Regions from separate parts of the Homo sapiens genome. Here region 1 is linked to region 2. A link is an interaction called in ENCODE POLR2A ChIA-PET data of the cell type or tissue named here. Cell type or tissue: B cell. All regions are shown on one strand. Each heading gives the region's core, and the rest is flanking DNA. Links, peaks and the distances in the headings are about the cores only. Region 1 overlaps MTG1 (mitochondrial ribosome associated GTPase 1). Region 2 overlaps ZNF511-PRAP1 (ZNF511-PRAP1 readthrough).

Evidence for each region. ChIA-PET counts read pairs that join two places held together with the same protein. Peaks named below come from ENCODE experiments on the same cell type or tissue, not always from the same donor. Only the 100,000 strongest peaks of a DNase experiment are listed, where the experiment ranks them.
Region 1: POLR2A ChIA-PET joins it to region 2 with 7 read pairs; 11 of 35 experiments call an interaction of 5 or more read pairs at or near these places.

What each region holds. Positions count from the first base shown.
Region 1 is chr10:133,402,643-133,406,879 of GRCh38, reverse strand. It overlaps MTG1 (mitochondrial ribosome associated GTPase 1), which reads right to left. Exons shown (of 11, transcript NM_138384.4): 9 at 4,107-4,188. Among named protein-coding and RNA genes, the nearest start is that of MTG1, 11 kb to the right of the region's middle. In B cell, for the core only: no CTCF peak of the experiment used is centred there; no DNase peak of the experiment used is centred there; H3K27ac peaks cover 402 bases.
Region 2 is chr10:133,350,537-133,355,051 of GRCh38, reverse strand. ZNF511-PRAP1 (ZNF511-PRAP1 readthrough) reads right to left here. Exons shown (of 9, transcript NM_001396060.1): 7 at 3,619-3,671; 8 at 2,912-3,045; 9 at 2,369-2,805. The coding sequence ends at 2,612. It overlaps PRAP1 (proline rich acidic protein 1), which reads right to left. Exons shown (of 5, transcript NM_145202.5): 3 at 3,619-3,671; 4 at 2,912-3,045; 5 at 2,369-2,805. The coding sequence ends at 2,612. It also overlaps a transcript of FUOM not described here. Among named protein-coding and RNA genes, the nearest start is that of FUOM, 5.2 kb to the left of the region's middle. In B cell, for the core only: no CTCF peak of the experiment used is centred there; no DNase peak of the experiment used is centred there; H3K27me3 peaks cover 505 bases.

The DNA.
Region 1 (4,237 bases), core at 1-4,000, 52 kb before region 2:
CAGCCTGGCCAAGATGGTGAAACCCCATCTCTACTAAAAATACAAAACTTAGCCAGGTATGGTGGCGGGCACCTGTAGTCCCAGCTACTTGGGAGGCTGAGGCAGAGAACTGCTTGAACCCAGGAAGCAGGGGTTGCAGCGAGCCGAGATCGTGCCACTGCACTCCAGCCTGGGTGACACAGTGAGACTCCTTCTCAAAAAAAAAAAAAAAAAAGACTTAAATCTAAGACCTGAAACTTCAAAACTGCTAGAAGAAAACGTAAGGGAAACGCTTCTGGAAATTGGTCTGGGCCAGATTTTTTTTGTATAAGACCTCAAAAGCACAGGCAACAAAAGCAAAAATAATAATAATAATAATAGGCAAATGTAAAAAAATTTACATCAAGCTGAAAAGCTTCTGCACAGCAAAGGAAACAATCAGCAAGCCAGGCATGGTGGTACGTGCCTATAATCCCAGCTACTTGGGAGGCTGAGGCAGGAGGATCTCTTGAGCCCAAGAGTTCGAGGCTGCAGTGAGCTGTGATCGCACCACTGCACTCAGCCTGGACGGCACGGCAAGACCCGAAGCAAGAAACGAAACTATCAAAGCACTGACAAGATAATCTACAGAATAGGAGAAAATATCTGCAAACTACTCAACAAGGAATTAATAACCAGATTATATAAGCAATTCAACTCAACAGCAAAAAAAACCACATAACTATTTAAAAATGGACAGAAGATCTGAATAATTATTTCTCAAAAGAAGACATACAAATGGCCAACAAGTGTATGAAAAAATGCTCAACATGACTAATCACCAGAGAAATGCAAATCAAAACCACAATGAGATTTCATCTCACCCTAGTTAAAATGGCTTTTATTAAAAAACACAGAGAATAGCAGATGCTGTTGAGGATGTAGAGAAAGGGGAGCTGTCGTACACTGTTGGTGGGAATGTAAGTTAGTACAGCTACTATGGAAAACAGTATGGAGGTTCTTCAAAACACTACAAATAGAACTGCCATAGGATCCAGCAATCCCACTACTGGGTATAGACCCAAAAGAATGGAAATCAATATACTGAAGAAATACTGCACTCCCATGCTCACGGCAGCACTACTCACAATAGCCAAGATATGCAATCTACCTAAGTGTCCATCAAAGGATGATGGATACAGAAAATGTGGTACATAAAACACAATGAAATATTAGCCATAACAAAGGACGAAATCTTGTCATTTGCAGTAATACAAACAGAACTGGAGATCATTCTGTTAAGTGAAATAAACAGGCACAGAAAGACAAATAATGCATGTTCTAACTCAAATGTGGGAGCTAAAAACGTGGACTTCATTAAGACAGAGAGCAGACTGGTGATTACCAGAGGTGAGGGGAAGAGGGGATGGACAGAGGTTGATTAATGAATAGTTCGGTAGAGTGACTTCAGTTAACAGGAATCTACAGGATATTTCAAATACCAGAAGAGAGCAATTCAAATGTTTCCAGCATGAAGATAAATGTTTGGGATGATGGATATCCCAATTACCCTGATCTGATCATTACACATTGTATGAATGCATCAAAATATCATAGGTACCCTGAAAACATCTACTTTGTATCAAAAGATAAATCTTAGCATTAAAAGTTTAAAAAAGAGTTCAATATAAATCTTACAAAACACTGTAAACTACAAAACACTGCAAAGAAAAACTAAAGACCTAAATAAATGAAGAGATACACTATATTCACGGGTCAGAGACTCAGTGTTACAATATTGTCAATTCTTCCCCAGACTGACCTATAAATTCAGGGGAATCTGCCACCCGGCCTCAAGAAACATAGGGATTTTTGTAGAAACTGACAAAGTGACTGAAAAATGCATGAGAATACAAAGAACCAGGAAAAGACAAAGCAATTTTGACAAAGAAGAGTGGGGGCTACCAGCACTGCCTGATTTCAAATCTCATATTAAATTAGAAGCAGTTACCAAGACGGTCGGTCACACAGAAAAGTGACACAGTTAGAGTCCACAAACAGACCCACGTATATGGACAACCGATTTGCGACAAAGATGCAAAGACAATTCAGTGGAGAAAAGACAGTCTTTGCAACAAATGTTTCCGGAACAACTGGTTCTCCATGTGCAAAAAAAAAAGAACTTCAATCTGCAGCTTGTACCATATACCAAAAAATCAGAAAGGATCATAGCCCTAAATGTAAAACCTAAAACCATCTATCTTCAATGAGGAAACCCTTGTGACCCTGGTTTAAGCAAAGATTTCTTAGATATGACAACAAGAGTACTCTGGAAAAGATCTAGCTGATAAACTGGACTGCATGAAAATTAACAATTCTACTCCTCGGAAAACACTGTTAAGAGGGCTGAAAAGACAAGGCACAGACTTAAAGTATTTACAAACCGTATCTCTGATTAAGGACTTGTATCCAGAATATATTAGAAAAAGGTTACAGGCTGGGCATGGTGCCTCATGCCTATAATCCTAATGCTTTGGGAGGCTGAGGCGGGCAGATCCCTTGAGCCCAGGAGTTCAAGACCAGCCTGGGCAACATGGGGAAACCCTGTCTCTACAAAAAATACAAAAATCAGCTATGTGTGGTGGCACACGCCTGTAGTCTCAGCTACTTGGGAGGCTGAAGTGGGAGGATCGCTTGAGCCCAGGAGGTCAGGCTGCAGTGAGCTGAGACTGTACCACTGCACTTCAGCCTGGGTAACTGAGACCCTGTCTCAAAAAAAAAAAAAAAAAAAAGATTAAAACTTAGCAATAAGGAAAGAAACAACTCAGTTAAAAAAAAAAAAAGGGAAAAGGATTTGAACAGACATTTCCCCAGAGAGGGATGACAAATAAGCACATGAAGATGCTCAACGTCCCTGTCATCAGGGAAATGCAAATTGAAATGCTATGCGACACCCCTACACGCCCGCCCATCAGACAGGCCAAAGTTAAAGACTGATCTTAGAGAAACTGAAGGACTCATTCCCTGCTTGCCAGCATATAAAACAGTGTAACTACCTTGGAAAACAATGTGGCGGTTTCTTAAAAACTCAAACATATGCCTCCCCTATGATCCAGCCACTCTACTCCTAGGTATTAACCCAAGGGAAACGAAAGCCCGGATCTACACAAAGACCTGTCGGTACATGAATGTTCACAGCAGCTTTATCTGCAATAGCCAAAACCTGCAAACAACCCACATATCCATCAACGGGTGAAGGGACAGACTGCAGCGCACCTGGACACTGAAACCGCCTGGCAACAAAAAGGATGAATGACGGACAACACACGACGACACACGGGGATCACACAACAATCGTGCCGAGTGACAGATCAACAAGAATGCACATCCTGTGTGATTCCATCTACGTGGAATTCTAGAAAACCCAAAGCAACCTACAGGGACAGTAGACGGCTGCCTGGGCTCAGGGAGGGGCAGGAAGGTGTGATCACGAAGGAGCACAGGGACTGGGGGTGACGGGAACGCTCATTTCCTTGATTTCACGAAGGAGGAGCAGGGACTGGGGGTGACGGGAACGCTCATTTCCTTGATTTCACGAAGGAGGAGCAGGGACTGGGGGTGACGGGAACGCTCGTTTCCTTGATTTCACGAAGGAGGAGCAGGGACTGGGGGTGACGGGAACGCTCGTTTCCTTGATTTCACGAAGGAGGAGCAGGGACTGGGGGTGACGGGAACGCTCGTTTCCTTGATTTCACGAAGGAGGAGCAGGGACTGGGGGTGACGGGAACGCTCGTTTCCTTGATTTCACGAAGGAGGAGCAGGGACTGGGGGTGACGGGAACGCTCGTTTCCTTGATTTCACGAAGGAGGAGCAGGGATGGGGGGTGACGGGAACGCTCGTTTCCTTGATTTCACGAAAGAGGAGCAGGGACTGGGGGTGACGGGAACGCTCGTTTTCTTGATTGTGTGTTGCTTTCACAGACGTATAGCCATACTCCCGAACTTGTCCAACTGGACGCTTTAAACGATGTGCAGGTTACCGTGTTTATAATACCTTTATAATGCTGGGGGTTTTTTTGTTTGTTTTTTTTTTTTAAATGAGGTGACTAGGAGGAGGGGCCCCAGCTGCCCTGCATTCACTGCACTCACCCAAAGCGCTGGTGTTTGTTGAGGGTGTACAGCAGGTAGTCAGCCATGGTCTCCTCCCCGACCAGGTGGTCCAGCACCGTTCCTGTGGAAGCAGCAGCCGAGGTGAGCACTGGAAACAGCCACATCTATGT
Region 2 (4,515 bases), core at 463-4,462:
GGCCTGGGGCCCTGGGGACTGGGCGGGGTGCCTGGTGCCCTGGGGACACCAAGGGCTGGAGTGGGGGCAGTGGCTGCCCTGGAGGCCTTGAGAGGGGTGGGGACTTCTGCCATAGCCCCTGGGCTGTGGACACCAAGGGGGTTCTTCACCGGGGTCCATTCCTTCCACCCGCAGGAGGGCAGGTGGCAGGGGCTGGCCTGGACGCTTCGGGAGGAACTGTCGGCTGGAGAGGCCTCGGTGTGGGCCATGCCCTATGCCTGTGGCATAGGTGGCCTCCCGCTGAAAGCCTCACTTGCCCTGGCAGGCAGGGGAGGTAAAGGACACGAGGTCATTTGGAGTCCAGTGCCAGGCAGAGGTGGGATGCAGGGGGTTCCTGAAAGGGGGTGCCTGGGAGGCTTGCCCATGGGATGCTTGGACTGGTCCCCAAGGATGGGGAAGAATAACCACCAGCCACTGTCCGGACCCTCGTCTTGCTCCCCAGAACTTGCTGCAGTGACAGGTACAGGAAGAAGATGGGGCAGGGCTGGAGTTTGAGGGACCAAGGGCAGGAGTGGGGATGACAGGGGCTTCCCCCAGGGCCTGGGGCTGGTGTCCCCGGGGCTCGAGGGGGCAAGTCCCAGGGTTCCAGACCCCCACTCCAGACCGCAGGAGAACCTTGGGGGTGCAGGCAAGCCCACCCCGGCTGAGATGTGGCTCCAAATCTGGGGAAGGGACCCTGTCTGGGCTTGGCTGCAGACTTTGGGGTCCTGTCCGCCTGCTGCTCCCAGATGGTAGCCAAGGCTTTCTCTGTGCTCACTAGTGGTCAGCCTTGGCCCCAGGGGCCTCGCACTTGCCTGGCCAATCACTGCTCATCTCTAGACCCGATGGCCGCGTCGTGGCCTAACATCAGCGGTGTACGAGCTGGTTGCACACACCCTCGCCCATCCCCAGGCTCAGCCCCACAGATGAGCCTCTGGGGTTAGTGTGCCCTCTCTAGCATGTTATATAAATGAAGCCATATATGAGCAAACTAAGTAAAATCACGAGAAAAAACAAAGTAATGGGCAAAACAAAATAAAATCAAGATAGCTTTAAAAAAAAAAAAAAAGCCACAAACACCAGCTTGGGCTGCCTAGGGCAAGACCCTCCTGCAACTCAGAGATCCAGGGTCTTCTACCTGCCTGGGGCTCAGGGAGTGGGGAAGGAGTTGCCCAAATCTCAGCCCTGAGCGTGTTGATCCCTCAATGCCCTCCTACCCCATGTTCTTATCAGGATGACAGGGGAGGCTGCCAAGGGAGAAGCTGGCAGCCCATCTCTGGCCCTTTTAGGACAGAACCTCAAAGGTCACTGGCCTCTCCAGCTCATCCATAAGCCAGGGTAACAGCTCTTACATTGTGGGACACCGTGGGGCACCCTTGGGCAGTTACTCTCAGCCGTTGGTGTCCTGGGAGAGCGGGGATTTGCTGGCGGTGCAAGGAGCTCTTCCACACCTGGGCAAACCCTCAGCCCCCTGAGTGGCCACACGAGGGCTGAACACGGCAGGATGAGGGACGGGTGGCCTCTCTCCCTTGCTCCGTTCTGTCTTAGCTGCTGGAGCTGGCAAATGTGTGTGGCTCAGCCCCGGGCTTGGCACCAGGTGCTTCTCTCTCACCATAGGGATGAGACTGCCACGCAGGAACCCCGCCCACATTTGCATGTGCCCAGGACACATGCGGTGTGTGAGTGACTCCAGCAGCCTGGACCTGCGCTGCAGCATTGGGCCTGCTGGGCCAGGAGGACAGGATGGGCACCCAGAGTGGGAGCTGCACAGAACGTCAGGAGGGCAGAAAGGCCATGTCCTGGGCCTGGGTCTACCCGCCCTCACCTGAGACCTGTGCACTTTCCACCTGAGCACATGCACGTCCGTTCAGCTGGGCCCTGAGCCCCAGGCACTCGGCCACCCTCCTCCCCGACCCTGTCTCAGGCTCCTGCTGTAGGGAGCCCAGGGTGGGTTCTGTTTCTCAGCTGAGACTGGTCCCAGGGTGCCCTCTGGTCCCATCCCCTAACTGCTGCCACACCCCTCACCATCCCGGTATACAAGGAGGAGGGCCTGGGGGTAGTGCAACCTTCTGGGAGCCAAGGGTCACCTGGGCCTTGTGCAGCCCTTGATTCTCCTAGGCAGGGCAGGCTGGGCCCCGGTCATCGGTCTTCTGGGGCATGTGGCCTCCCACCTGTTTGCAGGGGTTGATTGATTGATTGATTGATCGATTGAGATGGAGTCTTGCTCTGTCGCCCAGCCTGGAGTGCAATGGCACGATCTCAGCTCAATGCAACCTCCGCCTCCCAGATTCAAGCGATTCTCCTGCCTCAGCCTCTCAAGTAGCTGGGATTACAGGCACCCGGCACCATACCCGGCTAATTTTTGTATTTTTAGTAGAGACGGGGTTTCACCATGTTGCCCAGGCTGGTCTGGAACTCCTGATTTCAGGTGATCCGCCTGCCTCGGCCTCTAAAAGTGCTGGGATTACAGAGGTGAGCCACCGCGCCCGGCCTGCTGGGGTTTATTTGTCTAGCTGGGGCAGGGTAGGGAGGGTCCCAGTCCCAACAGCCTGGGCCTTGGGACAGGGCGGGGGCAGTGATGGCCCCTGGAGCCCTACTGGGGGTGGTAGATGTGGTCTTGGTCTTCCTCCGGTCCCAGGAGCACCTGGTGATTTGGCATCACCCACAACCGGGGCCTCTCCTCGCCCTGGTCCTCCTCAGGCGGAGGGTGGTACAGGCTGTCATGGTCGGGCTCGGGACTCAGGACATGGCCCAGGGTGTCCTCGGTCTCCATCCAGGCCTTGGTGCCTAGGGACAAGCACATGAAGGTATAGTCTCAGTTTCTTTCCCGAGACCCTTGGTCTGTCCAAGTCAACCCCACGAGCGGACTCTGCTGCTGTGACCTTGTGCCCACCTGGAAGGATGGGGCCCCTGCCCTGACCTCGTGGCTTCTCCTCGGTGGTCAAGAGTTTCGGCTTCTGGACAGGGAACAGCACCACCAGCTGGTCGTCCTTCTCCGGAGGCTCCACCACACGGGCGCCCCAGGCCCTGCTGGCACAGTTTGGTCAGGTCCACATGCAGGTGGGGGAGGTGGACAGAACCCCCCGCAGGAGGGTGCCCACCATCCCAGGGCAGCCACTCCAGCCCCACCACCAGCAGCCCCAGGACAAGCCTCTCTCTCAAGAGCCAGTGATGAGTGGCCCCCAGTGCTCCCGGCCAGGCTTCCACACCACGTCCCTGGGTGGCTGCGTGGGGAGCAGTGGTCAGAGCCTTGGTTGAGCAGTGTCCCAAGGGCAAGGATGTGGGGAACCTCAGGATCCAAGACTGAGCCGCCCCAGCTACAGCCACCAGCCGTGGAGCACAAGCTGCCCTGGAGGCTGTGGGGAAGCTGAGTAGGGAGACACCGTGGAGCCCCAAGCCCTCCGGCTGTGCTCTCTTCTCCCTGCATGGGGCGCTGTTGACAGATGCCCATGAGGCTGGAGTGCCCCCTCCTTCCAAAAGCTGCTGGACAGGGCTCCTCTCTGCATCTGCCCCGTGCTCTCCAGGTTCAGGAAGGGCCCAGCAGAACGGGCTGTAGCTTCAGGGAATGGGTGGTGGGGAGGTGGGGTTGGGGGGACTTACTTCTCTGGGTCCTGCTCTGAGGGCCAGTGTTTGACTTGCATCTTGATAGGGACCTGGGGGAGAGTCACAGGTGTGGGCTGGGCCACAGTCCACGCGGGTGGAGGACACCTGGGGAGAGGTTGCTCCGAGGCCCACCTGGGGCTGCATGGGGTGGAGGTGGCTGCAGGGGGTGGGGGCAGGGCCAGCTCAGCACAGCTCGAGCGTCTCTAGTGGGCAAGCCACTCTCGGGTGTTGGGATTGCAAGCCGGGATTGAGGTTGCCGGCCTGTGCCCAGATGACCAGCTGGCCTGGAATTCTGGCCGGGTCTGGGGCAGCACAGGACTGGGATGTAACCTGGCACCGTATCCCTGACCTAGCACTCCCAACCCTGGCCGTCAATGCACTGGCTGTTTTCTGCAGTGACTGGTTGGGTCTGTGTCTGCACCACCCCTTCCTGGCTGGTGCCGAGAGAACGCGGTCAGCCGCTCTGAGCCCAGCTAACCTTAGTTGTCAGCTGCTCTGAGCCCAGCCAACCTTAGTTGTCAGCTGCTCTGAGCCCAGCCATCCTCAGTGGGGCAAAGGACAGACAGGAGAGCAAAGCAGGTGACCCCAGGGGAGGACCAGTGGCTCCAGGGGAGGACCAGCACCGTGGGGGGGCTGTGCCCATGCTCCTGCGTCTCCAGTCAAGGAAGGCGTGGGCCTCCTTCCTCCCGATCCATCCCAGGTGTGCAAGACTGTGTGGCCTTGACATGGGCCAGGGAACAGGGCCCGTCCCCAGGCATAGTCCCGGCTGAGGACACCACTGTCAGCACAGACAGTGCAGCTGAGCCACTAGCACATGGAGTCACCTCTGGCCTTCAAGGCCCAGGTGAGTATCAAGGGGTGTCATCCGGGCCCTCCTCCACCTGGGTCACATGG